Regions from separate parts of the Homo sapiens genome. Here regions 2 and 3 are each linked to region 1. The links are chromatin contacts, found by Hi-C or POLR2A ChIA-PET in ENCODE. All regions are on one chromosome and are shown on one strand. The core of a region is the stretch at or near the end of the contact, and the rest is flanking DNA. Distances in the headings are between cores, read along the strand shown. Region 1 has its middle 250 kb from the start of RASGEF1B. Region 2 has its middle 320 kb from the start of RASGEF1B. Region 3 has its middle 180 kb from the start of RASGEF1B.

What was found. A loop is a pair of places that touch in the nucleus more often than their neighbours do. ChIA-PET counts read pairs that join two places held with the same protein, here RNA polymerase II (POLR2A). Pooled maps may share reads with other maps.
Region 2: a loop to region 1 is called in a pooled map, with 3 times the contacts of the local background. The contact joins two enhancer-like sites. A Hi-C loop is called at or near these places in 4 of 50 pooled maps. POLR2A ChIA-PET finds 5 or more read pairs at or near these places in 2 of 52 experiments (AG04450 and OCI-LY7).
Region 3: a loop to region 1 is called in a map of naive thymus-derived CD4-positive, alpha-beta T cell, with 2.7 times the contacts of the local background. The contact joins two enhancer-like sites. A Hi-C loop is called at or near these places in 1 of 168 maps with a recorded cell type or tissue (naive thymus-derived CD4-positive, alpha-beta T cell) and 5 of 50 pooled maps. POLR2A ChIA-PET finds 5 or more read pairs at or near these places in 2 of 52 experiments (OCI-LY7 and activated CD8-positive, alpha-beta memory T cell).

What each region holds. Positions count from the first base shown.
Region 1 is chr4:81,723,343-81,727,612 of GRCh38, reverse strand. No RefSeq gene overlaps it. Among named protein-coding and RNA genes, the nearest start is that of RASGEF1B, 250 kb to the right of the region's middle. Within about 2 kb of position 2,397, at least 3 of the 41 ENCODE cell types and tissues checked have a DNase peak (open chromatin) inside an H3K27ac peak, as active enhancers do.
Region 2 is chr4:81,794,696-81,798,965 of GRCh38, reverse strand. No RefSeq gene overlaps it. Among named protein-coding and RNA genes, the nearest start is that of RASGEF1B, 320 kb to the right of the region's middle. Within about 2 kb of position 1,990, at least 2 of the 41 ENCODE cell types and tissues checked have a DNase peak (open chromatin) inside an H3K27ac peak, as active enhancers do.
Region 3 is chr4:81,649,391-81,653,660 of GRCh38, reverse strand. No RefSeq gene overlaps it. Among named protein-coding and RNA genes, the nearest start is that of RASGEF1B, 180 kb to the right of the region's middle. Within about 2 kb of position 1,965, at least 4 of the 41 ENCODE cell types and tissues checked have a DNase peak (open chromatin) inside an H3K27ac peak, as active enhancers do.

The DNA of each region.
Region 1 (4,270 bases), core at 1,148-3,647:
TATCCATTTCTTATAGACATTCCCATGTATTGGCATATAGTTTCTCATAATAGTCTGTAATGATACTTCAAATTTCTGTGGTATCAGTTATAATGTCTTTCTTTTCATTTCGATTTTATTTACTTGGGTCTGCTCTCTTTTTTTCGTAGTTAATCTTGCTAAAGGTTTGTCAAGTTTGCTTATGTTTTCAAAAAAACAATTTTTCATTTTGTGGGTGTTTAGTATTTTTTTAGTCTCAATTTTATTTATTTTTACTCTGATCTTTATTTCTTTATTTCTAATGATTTTGAATTTGGTTTGCTCTTGCTTTTCTAGTTCTTCATTAAGGTGCATTATTAGGTTGTTTATTTAAAGCTTTTCTCCCTTTTTGATGTAGATGTTTATTGCTATAAGCTTCCCTCTTACCTCTGCTTTTGCTATATCCCATAGATTTTGGTACATTGTGTTTTCATTTTTCATTTGATTCAAAAAATTTTTTAAATTTTCTTTTTAATTTCTTCATTGACCTAATGGTTGTTCAGGATCATATTATTTGATTTCCATGTGTTTATACAGTTTCCAAAGTTCCACTTGTTATTGATTTCTAGTTTGGTTTTATCATATTTAGAAAACATACTTGGTATGATTTTATTTGTTTTGAATTTTTTTAGACTCGTTTTGTGGCTTAACATATGATCTATCCTTGAGAATGTTCAATGTACCAATGAGAAGAATGAATATTTTGTAGCTATTGGATGAAATATTCTGTAAATAGCTATTAGGTTCATTTGGTCCATAGTGTAGATAAAGTTCAGCGTTTCTTTGTTGATTTTCTGTATATATGATTATCCAATGCTGAAAGTTGGGTGTTGAAATTCTCAGCTAATTTTGCATTGGGGTATATGCCTCTCTTTAGCTTTAATAATATTTGCTTTGTATATCTGAGTGCTCCAGCATTTGACTTATATATAATTAGAACTGTTATATCTTCTTGCCGAATTGGCCCCTTTATCATTTAATAATGACCTTGTCTCTTTTTACAGTTTTGGTCTGGAAATATATTTTATGTGATATAAATGTAGAGCTACTTTTGCTGTTTTCTGGTTTACATTTGTATGAAATATTTTTTCCCACCTTTTATTTTCAGTCTATGCATGTCTTTATAGGTGGAGTGATTTTCTTGTAGGCAACATATGGTTGAGTCCTATTTTTATCCATTCAGCCACTCTGTCTTTGGATGGGAAAATATAGTTCATTTACATTCAATGTTATCATTGAAGGTAAGGACTTCACTATTGCCATTTTCTTTTCTGGTTGTTTTGTTGGTCCTCTTCCTTTCTTTCTTCCTTCTTGTCTTCCTTTGTGTAACAGTGATTTTCTCTGGTAGTATTTTTTTAATTTCTTGCTTTTTATTTTTTGTGTATCTACCATAGGTTTAAGTCTTGTGGTTGCCACAAGGCTTACAAATAACATCTTATAACCAATTATTTTAAGCTGATGACAACTTAACTCTGCTTACAAACAAGCAAAGAGAAAACTGAAACACTCCACATTTTAATTCCTATCCTGCTTTTAGACTTTTTCTTGTCTCTTTTTATGTCTTTTATGTTGTCTATCACTTAAAAAGCAGTCATAGTTGTTATTTTTGGTAGGTTTATCTTTTACTCTTCTTGCTGAAGTGCTTTCTTTTATGGATAATTGTTCAATTTGGTGTTCCTGTGGGGAGACAATTGCTAGAGAGTATTTTTCAGCCATCTTGCTCCACCCCTACATATTATTTTATATAATAAATATAATAATATAATCGCTTTATATTTTTGCCTCATCTGTTTGATCACAGCCTCCTTGGGGGCAAGGAAAGTTCAGGTTCTAAGTCTAGTGTTTTTTTTTTTTCTATATTACATTTACCCTACCATTTCACATATGTCATGGACCTTGGATTTTAAAACACAGAATGTCCTTCTGTTATTGATAATAATTACCAGCTTTATTATATAGTAAAGGTTACTTAATGTGTCCTTCGTCTCTATGAAAGGGAGTATTTATAATTTTTTTAATGAGATAACCACCTCATTGCATTTTAATTGCCAGGGATCCTCTGTTTGTAAAAGTCAACATCAAAAGAAGATATCTTATAGTTATAATTGCTCCTTGGCAGAAAGGTTACCACGGATGCTGGAGAACATTCATGGTTAATTTTGTAAAACCATGGCTAATGGGACAAATCACTCAGCCATGGAGACTGTGCAAGCTGAAAGAATATAAAGAGCTGCAAAGGGAGAAGCAGGTTATGGGCTCTGTCCCTGGGCTTCCGAGAGGTTCATGTCAAAGAGAAAGCAGGCAGATGTGACTCACTCAGTCAGCTGTGGGTGGTGGTGGCCTCAGCTGTCACAGCTGGGCTGACATCAGCAACATGTGATTGATATCAGTGCAAAGGCAGCTCCCAGCCAGCCAGGAGTGTGTGGCAGGAACAACCAGGGCTTGAATCCTGTGAACAACCAGGGCTTGAAAGTCTTCTGTTGGGGACAACAAATAGGAGCAGTGAACCCTCTCTTGCCTCCCAAAGTCTGACTAGGCTCAGGGACTTGGAGAGTTCATCTCAGAGGTGTTGTGACTTGTCCTAGATGACACAGAACATTAGAGGTCAGGCTGGGACTAGCAACTGGATCATCAAACTCCCAGGCCAATGCTGTCTTCATAGACCGCCCAGAAAAGGAAGACATGAGCAGATTTTTAAGAAGTTGTAAAATCAGGTTAAAATCAACCTGACACTTGAACAGCTTGCTTCTTCAAAACAAAAAAATGGTCTTTCAGGTATTCAGTAACTGCAGTGATTTGACACAGCAGCTTATCATTATTTCCTAGAGGTGATTCTTGTAGTTTAACCCAGAGAAATATTTCAGTAGTGCAGTCATCATGTATTTGCTGATCTTTATTGATGTATAAGAAACAACAGCAGTGATACATGCAAAAAGGAGATTTAATTGGGGAATCTTTTCCCATGTAAGCAACACTGTGCCATTCAAACAAGAAGCAGTAGTGCATAATTAAATCTATAATCATTGAAAAAATCATTTTAAAAGATAATAAACAGCTTGAATTTGGTAAACACTTCACTTATTCAAAATACTTTGATGAATTCTATCTCATTTGATCTTCACAGCTACTTCTGTATAACTTAGGAGAAAGTAGTAGTCACCTATTTTGTAGATGAAGAATCTGAAACCAGAGCACCTTGGCAATTTGCCCACAATTACACAGCGGTTACTACTAGAGCCAGGACTAGAATCTTGATTCTTTATTTAGTGCTTTTGTGTAATAAAGTTCACAATGTCCTATCTGAAATTTTGAAATACAAACAATAGCCTAAGTTTATTTATTTTTTTCTTTTCTAACTTATTTGATGGTAAAACTACCTGTTCTGAATGACTTTTGGTAACAAAACCTGTTTTGAGATGACAGGAAGCTCTGTGTTGTTCTCTTTAGGGAGAAGATTCATGTTTCAGAGCAGAAATGTTAATGCGTTCAGTTACAGGATGCTGCCCCAGACCAGTGTGTTCTGTTTGTTATATGAACCATATTGTCTTTCTAAAGTCCAAAAATTTTCTGAATTCAAAAGCGCATCTGAACAGAAGAGCTTTGGATAATAATTGAAGTAGACTGCCTGTGTCTTCTTCTAGTGAGGAAATGAGATGTTTACATTAATTAGATATTCTGGTTTATAGTCACCATAGGTACAATATGTGTATTGCTAATATTGAACAAATGAGACTGTGATGAAATCCCCTTAATATTGACTCAGCAGTTGTTGTGAGGGTTAAATAAAATAATTCAGGCAAATCAATTGGCATAGTGTCTGGTTCATAGGACATATTTCATAACTAGAGTGTTAACTGCTATCTTTCTTAATAAACTTTGTATCCTCGTATCACAGATGAGGAAATGGTAATAGGCAGAGAGGTTAAGTAACGTGCCCGAGGCCACACAGCTAGTAAATGACACCACCAGAACTGGACACCCAGGCTACCTCTCACACTCAAAGCATATGTATAACCAGTAGGGTATATATTTTCTTGGATCTTTCAAGAGGCTGTAGAAATCCTTCCAGATCATCATTATGAAAATTAATTACCAAATCATTGGACTGTAGCATGTGGAAGTGCTGTTTAATAGCCTGCTGGTTAGGCCAGATTTTGCTGGCTAAGGAGAGAGAGGGGGAGAGGGAGAGAGGGGAAAAGGAAGAGGAAGGGAGAAAGAGACAGAGAAGGATTAAACTAATAGAAAATACCTT
Region 2 (4,270 bases), core at 741-3,240, 72 kb before region 1:
CTTCTGACCTGTATTTGTTCTATGATAGAAACTGCTAGGCTATCTGCCTACCAAACTTTTTCATCCTTTTTTCCCTAGTAATAGAGTGTGCTGGGCACATGTCTACCTAGACAGGAGTTAAATTTCCCACTCCTCCTGTAGTTAGTTGTGGTTCAAGAGACTGAGGTTTCACTAATAAAAAGTAGAAGTGATGTTTACTGCTTCTGGGCTGGGGCTCTTAGGATAGTGAACAGCCTTCTCCATGGCCTCTCTGTACCCTTCCTGCTAGCTGACCAGGGCAGCTTTGGAAGCCACATGTTGAAGCTGGCAGAACCATTGTCAGCCCAAGGCTCTGAAAGCACAAATGAAGCAGAGCTGACAGCCAACCTGAAACACTCACCCCAGACTGGTACACGAGAGGAAAATGAGCTTCTGTTCCTAAGTTATATACAATTTTTGCCTGATCTTGTCTTACCTTGATTGTTTTGATTGAAATTCATGCTGCCAACAATGCAGTGGCAACATTTTTGTCCCCAAAGCAAATAGTTCCAGGTTATGTTAACTTTCCCAAAGGTTGGAAACACTACCTAGGAGAGGTCTATCAAATATGACTATTCCAGGATATAAATAGAGCATGGAGCAGACAGGTGGCTTGACTAAGCTGGGCCAGTAGGGCTTCAGTCTTCCAGCATGGCACTTTACATCCACTCTCTATCTGACACCTGAATGGTCAACTGCCTTTTCTTATAAACCAGAATATCAGGGAGTGTCAGAAGTTTCAAACTCTGAAAGATGCACTGAAGATCAAAGATGTAACTTATGTCTTTGAATTCATTTAGCAGCTGCCAAATCTGCCATTAAGCAGACTTTAAAATCATATATTTATTGTGTGCAACATGATGTATTGAAGTATATATACATTGAGGAATAGTTAAATCTAGGTAATTAACAAATGCATTACCTCACATACTACTACCTCTGCTTTTTTTTTCAAGAATCCAATATATCATCATTAATCATCACCATGCTTTACAGTACATCTCTTGAACTTATTCTTCCTATCTAACTGTAATTATATGTCCCTTGACCAACATCTCCCCATTCCCCCTCTCCCTAAGTACCCTGGCCTCTGATAACCACCATTTTGCTCTCCACTTCCATGAGACCAACTTTTTCAGATTCCACATATGAGTGAGATCATGCAGTGTTTGTCTTTCTGTGTCTGGCTTAGTTCACTTACCATAATGTCCTCCAGTTCATCCATGTTGTTGAAAATGATAGGATTTTGTTCTTTATTATGGTGGAGTCATATTCTATATATGTGTATATATACCACATTTTCATTATCCATTCATCTGTTGATGGACACTTAGGTTGATTCCATATTTTGGTTATTGTGAATAGTGCTACAATAAACATGGGAGTGCAGCTGTCTCTTCAGCATACTGATTTCATTCATTTCCTTTGGATGTATACCCAGTAGTGGGATTGCTGGATCTTATGGTAGTTCTATTTTTAATATTTTGAGGAACCTCCATATTGTTTTCTGTAATGGCTGCACTAATTTACATTCCCACCAACAGTGTGCAAGAGTTCCCTTTTCTCCACATCCTCACCAACACTTGTTATCTTTGTCTTTCTTATAATAGCCATTCTAACAGGAGTGAGATAATATCTCATTGTGGTTTAGATTTGCATTTCCCTGATGATTAGTGATGTTGAGCAGTTTTTTTCAGAAACTTATTGACTGTTTGTATGTCTTCTTTTGAGAAATACTTGTTGGGATCTTTTGCACATTTTTAAATTGGGTTGTTTTCTTCTTATTGAGTTGAGTTCCTTATATATTTCCATATTAATCCCTTATCAGATGTATGGTTTACAAATACTTTCTTTCATTCTGTAGGCTGTCTCTTCACTCTCTTGATTGTTTCCTTTGCTGTGCAGAAGCTTTTTAGTTTGACGTAATCCCATTTGTCTACTTTTGCTTTTGTTTTCTGTGCTTTTGGGGTTATAGCCCAGACCAGTCTTGTTTCCCCTGTATTTTCTTCTAGTAGCTTCATGGTTTCAGTTCTTATGTTTAAGTCTTTAATCTATTTTAAGTTGATTTTTGTATATGATGAGAAATGAGGGTCTACTTTCATTTTCCTGCCTGTGGATATCTAGTTTTCCCAATATTGTTTATTGAAGAGACAGTCCTTTTTCCCATTGTATTTTCTTGGTGTCTGTTGAAATCAGTTGACTATAAATGCATGGATTTACTTCTGGAATCTCTATTCTGTTCCCTTGGTGTATGTGTTGCTTTTTATAGCAGATTTTTGTTTTTGGAGGAAATCAGGTAGATTTCCCAGCAGCCAGAAGATGCTGAGAACTTGCTGAAATTCAGACTTACCCAAGAATGGCCCCCAAAAGATATTAAATAAAGAGATGGGAGGATCTTTTTTAATGAATTATCTGTCATTTAGTTATTTCTGTATATGAGCAGGTAACTCAAATACTACAGCTCTGCCTTATTGCCATATTACTACTGGCTGACCTTTAATAACCATTCAAGACCCTGAACATGATTATACAGACTTCTGGTAGCCTGATTAATAATAAGACCCATTCCTACACACACCAGTCATTGGAACAAATGTGCATGGACCAGATACATCCAAAATTCCAAAGTGGAGAATAGATTTTCTCCTAATCCACAAGGACTGATAGATTGCCATTATGATGGATTTCACCATGAACCTGCCTCCCTCCCACAGCTACAATGGGTCTGCCCTTACTAAGATGGTAGAACACAGAGAAGCACATAATAGTTACAGAGTTTTCATACTCTGTTCATTAGGGAGATTCCTCCCTATACAATTAATGCTTGAACTCTGATTCCAGGTATCAATTTATATGATGAATCTAGAAGGCACAGTTCAAAATCTTGTGTGTCCAGAATCATCCATCCTGGGATCCTAATCTTCATGCTGATTGTCCAATGTAACATGTTAGTAGAATCCTGGCCCCTTCTACATATAACCTGCCATTCCATGTATCTCAACACTGTTAAACCTAACATATAATGATTTAAAACCCTCCTCAATACAGAAAATCCTACAGCTTCTTTCTCTATTTTTTATTGCACCTCCAAATACTACAACTTCAATATCTGGCAGGTACCTGGAAAAACTGCCAGTTATTCAAGAAGATTTGTAAGATACCCTTTTTATGTCAAGAGGCAATTTGGTGCTAATTCTTATAGACCTGGTCATCAGGAAAGCAGTCTGAATGGAAGAAACCTTATTTTCCAAGCACGAATATAGAATCTTTCCTATAAAAGGATCTGGGGACCACTCTTTTGAACTATTTTAAAACAAGCAAACAAAAATGATGGCATTCCATTTCTAATATCCTGTGCTTGTAGGCTCACCCTGGCTTTCACTGCTCCCCATCACAACTGCCCCTCAGAAATTCTGCCCTCACATCCATTCTCAGCCTAGTCATCACAGCCTTAGGCAGACAGAGAGTATATAGGAGTGGACTTTACCATCCCAGAGGACAATAATCCTTTTCAACACCTGATTCAAGGGAAAGGTATGGGCCTCAGCCTACCTCTCACCTGGACAATTCCTTGGCCATGCTAGTGTATACCATCTGATAAATCCAGAATGGCCTTGAGACCCACTGAACAGGGAAGGATTACAGGAGAAGGCCATGCACCAACCTTCACCTTATTCTAGCCTTTTTAAATGTAGACAACTGTGAACACAAGCTGCAAAGGCTAGCTGATAGAGTTCAGGGATTTCACGAGCACTCTACGCTTTGATTCTGACCCACTTGCCTTCACTCGGTCTCCAAAATCTGGCTCATACTTGATTTCAATAACCACCTGCACCCACTTCCAAATTTGGTCATGTTTTCTACCTCTCCCACTAGGCTTTCAGATTTTATTTTCCTTTAAGCCTTCTGGCCTAGCTCACCCACCCCACTGCCCACCTGTACCTGAACATGCACATGTATACACAGAGACATAGGGCAATGGAAGTATGATGTAAGATGAGGCACAAGTAGTAGTCGAAGACCAGAGGATGAATGACCTCCTAAGTAGTTTGGATTCCATCCTTCAGACTGAAGATTCACTGAAGAATTTTAAGCAGGAGAATGACATTTTAAAAAGATCTTTTCTCTAATAAATGCAGCATGCAAGATATTTAGAACTGGTTACCACTAAAAGCAAGATGCTACTGTGTTAGCTGAAGCCAGAACTAAACGCATGCTTTGTAACTTAGTTGTTCCTAGGCCTTTCCTTACT
Region 3 (4,270 bases), core at 716-3,215, 74 kb after region 1:
AGACTAACATCCTCAAAAGCATACTACGTCTTTTTCAGTTCCAACATGCTGATTCACCTGCCTTCCCACATACGTTCACTCTTCTTTGCCTTTAAAGATAACTTGATGAAAACAATTAGATAAAACGTGCCTTAACCTTTATTACACTCTCTGGCCTTTTCTCTTCCTAAAGGTGTCATGTAGAGGAAACATCTTGGGGTTTGGAATCACTGAGACATGAGTTCGAAACTTAAAACCAAAACTTTCTAGATGTGGGACTTCCATACTGTGATCCTCAGGTTTTTTAGCTGTATAATGGAGATGTTATTGGGTATGCCATAGGCTATGTTAATGATTAAATGGGAGACATGTGAAGTACCAAATGCGGTATGGGGGGCATAGGCAGCACTAGAGACATGAGAGTTGATTGTGATCACATAAATCACAATTACTTATTTGTCAGACGGCAGGCAGAGGTCAGGGGCATGGGGTATGGCCAGGGAAAAGAGAAAGTTATTGGTCCAAGAAGGGTTGCCTCATGTCTTGGCTTCTGGAACATTGAAATAAGATGTAAGAGTGAAGGACACATATGCACACACACACAAACACACATACATGCACACACATGCATGTATACACCCATATACACACACTCACATACCTGCACTTGTGGGGAGAGGGGAGAAGCAAATAATAGGTGAGAAAGATTGGATCATGGGAGAGAGGCTTGAGAAGCTTGAAGCTTTTGAGACATGAGGAGTATGAATCAACCTGTCATAAGAAGACCAAGAGTCATTTTTCCATCTTGTTTTTTCCCATCAAACACTAGTTTATGTGTAAAAAAGATAAGGAAACAATTGGGATATGATTTTTTTTTCTCCCACAGACACTTTGTTTTAACTCTAGTCTTTATTTCTTCTCAAAACAACTGTGGCAAAACTGGTTATTTGTGATGTCAAGATCAGAAAATACATAGTGCCAGAATTTTCGTGACTCTTGGATTTTGCCCTAAATTTGAACTTTTTTATTTTCCAGTTTGTTTTCCCACTTCCTGTTTCCATGGCCAAGAGCTTTAAAAAGATCAGAAAGTAATTATCATATAATACTAAGCTCATAGGAAAAATGGTTTTATGAGTCAGGTGCAAATTAATCAGAATTACATGTCTTAAAACATTTTCAGGAGGCTATATATAACTTTTCAGGCAAAAAAATGGGTTTGGTTCATCTGAGCTGTAGAAACTACAGTCAGTTGATGAAACCAGCCAATAAATTCCTATACTCTGTGTGCATTATGCTTGTAAGTGTCTCCCACACACACCCACAGTGCAGGAGGCCCAAACAACAGTTCTATGTGGATCCCCCTTCAGTCTGCCTCTTCCAGGGAAGAATTGAAGAGAAGCCAATTGTTCTGAAGATCAGAAGAGGGTTGTGCTTGGCTGCTGGCCTGTGGAAGAGAGAGAATGAATTCCATACCCTCCTCCAGAGAAGATATTCCGCCCACCTCTGTTCAGCTGCCACCTGCAGCTCATGCCACTGATCTCACCACACTTTAGGAATGAGAAAATAAGCGTCCCAGTATCACCTCCTCTAGCTATGGAGAAGATGACTTCATTCTATCTTTCAGTAACATTTCCGTGAGTTTCTTGATTAAGCCTATAAGGAGTTTTGACATCTTTATACTTAAAATAATTTTAATGTTATTTCTAAAAATAAAAATATCGAAGATAAGTGAGAACCTCCCTGAACTGCATCCCCTCATGACTGTATCCTACTTTTCACTCAGATATACTTCTCTGGGCCTCTCTTCATTACACCTTTTGAGAATATTCAGAGATATCTACTCCTTTAAGGAACTGGAACTGGTTGGAGGTGACAAAGCTCTCAGACATGCTGACTTTTTTTTTCTTCCCTGCTAAACATCTCTGAACATTGCATCACAGCCAGATCTGCCATGGTACGTTCTTATCTAGCTTAAAGGCATCATTGCTGGCCTGCCTTGGAGAGAAGACCCACTGATCTTCTCAACAGTGTATGACTAAAGCATAGAGGAAGGAAAATGCTGACAGTTGTGATTAAAGACAGGGGTGGTTTAAACTGGATGCAGGTAATTGTCAGGGCTAAAAGCTTAGGCTCAATGAATCATGCTTTCCTCAAAGAGAACTCATTAGTTATGGGGCCCTTAGGAACTTGTTCTACTTTATGGAACCAGGATAAGGTGAAAAGAGAGGTATGGAAAGGGGAACTAATAAGTACCTTTTGAGCATTAGCTTACAAAGAAACTGTGGGTATTTGCTTTCACATAGTAAAGAGTTAGATAAATTTGCTTCTCTACTGAATTGACTGTCATTTTATAGATACAACCATAATTAGGATCATTTGTTTTCATGATATGTACTTTTGGATGACAATTGTCAGTCCAGAGGGTCAATAACTGAGGCCAAGAGCACTTGGCATGTGGAATGAATCATTGGTGCCTATCTCCCTTTTAACAGGAGAGATAAGTTGAGAATTTGAGGCTAGGTGCGGGATTTCCTAAGACTCTTCCTAGCCAGGGGCAGTGGCTTACAGAATGTGTTAAGTAGAGCATTTCCTCATTCAACAAGTATTTACCGAGTTGGGCACTGTGCTAGATGCTGGGAGTAAACAGAAGAGGCATATCCCTAACCTCATGGAGTCTCTAGATCAGCAGGAGGGAGGCACATCAAATATTTGCCCTGGCAGCTGGAACACCCAGACTTTCTATGGGCCCCCACCAGCTTCAGTAAGAGCTCTGGTTTCTCAACTGTCTGTCAAGAGTGTCTTCAAAGTCTGGCTCACTGGCAGGCTGTATCATTATCACCTGGGAAGCTTGTTTACAATGCATATTTCTATGACTAATCCCAGTTTTAAAAAATAAAAATCTCTGGCTTTTTAGCAAGCTTTCCTAAATATTTCTGATGCCATAAATTCTATCTTTGCACATTTTAACAGTGAGTGATAAGGCTTTACAATGTTTCTGCAAGAGGGAACACATGAGAAAGTGTGTTGGTTTGTGGAGAACACTAGATTTGTGGTTTCCAGATGCAACTTTAAACGTTGGTTCCTCTAGTTACAACTTTGTTTTTGAGTCTTAATTTTTTCATCTTTTAGCTTATTGAAGGGTTCATGTAATAGTGCCAAGTCCAGAGTCTGTGCTTACTTCTTTTGGCTTCTGTATTTAATTAGTAACTAGTTACTCATAAACAATGTTAAAACAGAAGCCATTGACAGGGAGAAGAAATTTGTAATATTTGTAAATAATAGATAAAGTACTATTGTTCACAATATATTTTAAAAGAATTTCTACAAATCAGTAAGCAAAGACAAATAACCACCTAGAAGAATGTGCAAAGGATGTGAACAGGCAAGTCATAAAGAAGGCAATCTGAACCGGAACAAACTCAATAATTTACAAGAAGATGAAAATTAAAACAACACAGGACACCTTTTATTGTAATATGTCAGACTGGCAAAAATTAAGACATCTGACAATATTGAGAGTTGTCAGGATGCGGGTGCAATGGTACTCTCCTGCGTTACTCTTGGGAATGTAATTTGATAGACCCACTTTCAAGATATACTGACATCATCTAGTAAAATTCAAGATTTAATACTAAAGTCTCCATAATTCTACTTCTGTATATATACCCAACAGAAACTCTGGTGTAAGTGCACAGAGTCATATAATACAATCGGTATTGTAGCATTGTTTGTAAGAGTAAAGAATTGGAAACAATCTAAATGTCCATTTTTAGAGGAATATTTAAATAAAATGAACAGTTGAAAGTAATGACCTACATCAACTGGTTATATTTTAAGAACATTATGTTGAGTGAAAATAAGGAGAAAGAACACTCAGTATGAATCATTTATATAAACAAAAAAGAACAAAAATAATATATATTGTTTTCTGATGCATGTTATATATGTATAATTTTTAAAACTGAGAAAGAACCATACAAAATTTATATATGTTGTCAGAGAAGGATAATGGAAAAGGGATGGGCTGAAAAATATGTTTGACTATGTCTGTCATTTAATTCCATTAAAAAAAATACCAAAACCTGGAAGAAATACAGTCAAATGTTAAAAGTTGTTATATCTGGACCATAGAGCTACAACTGTTTGTTGTTATATTGTTCTTTGTAGTTTTCTGCAACATTCATGCTTTTGAAATTTTTAAAAGGAAATCAATGACCCTTCATTGTTGCATAGCTGAAGAAACTATTTGGGTAGATGAGATGGTGGTTGCTAACCTGGAGTGCAATGAGTG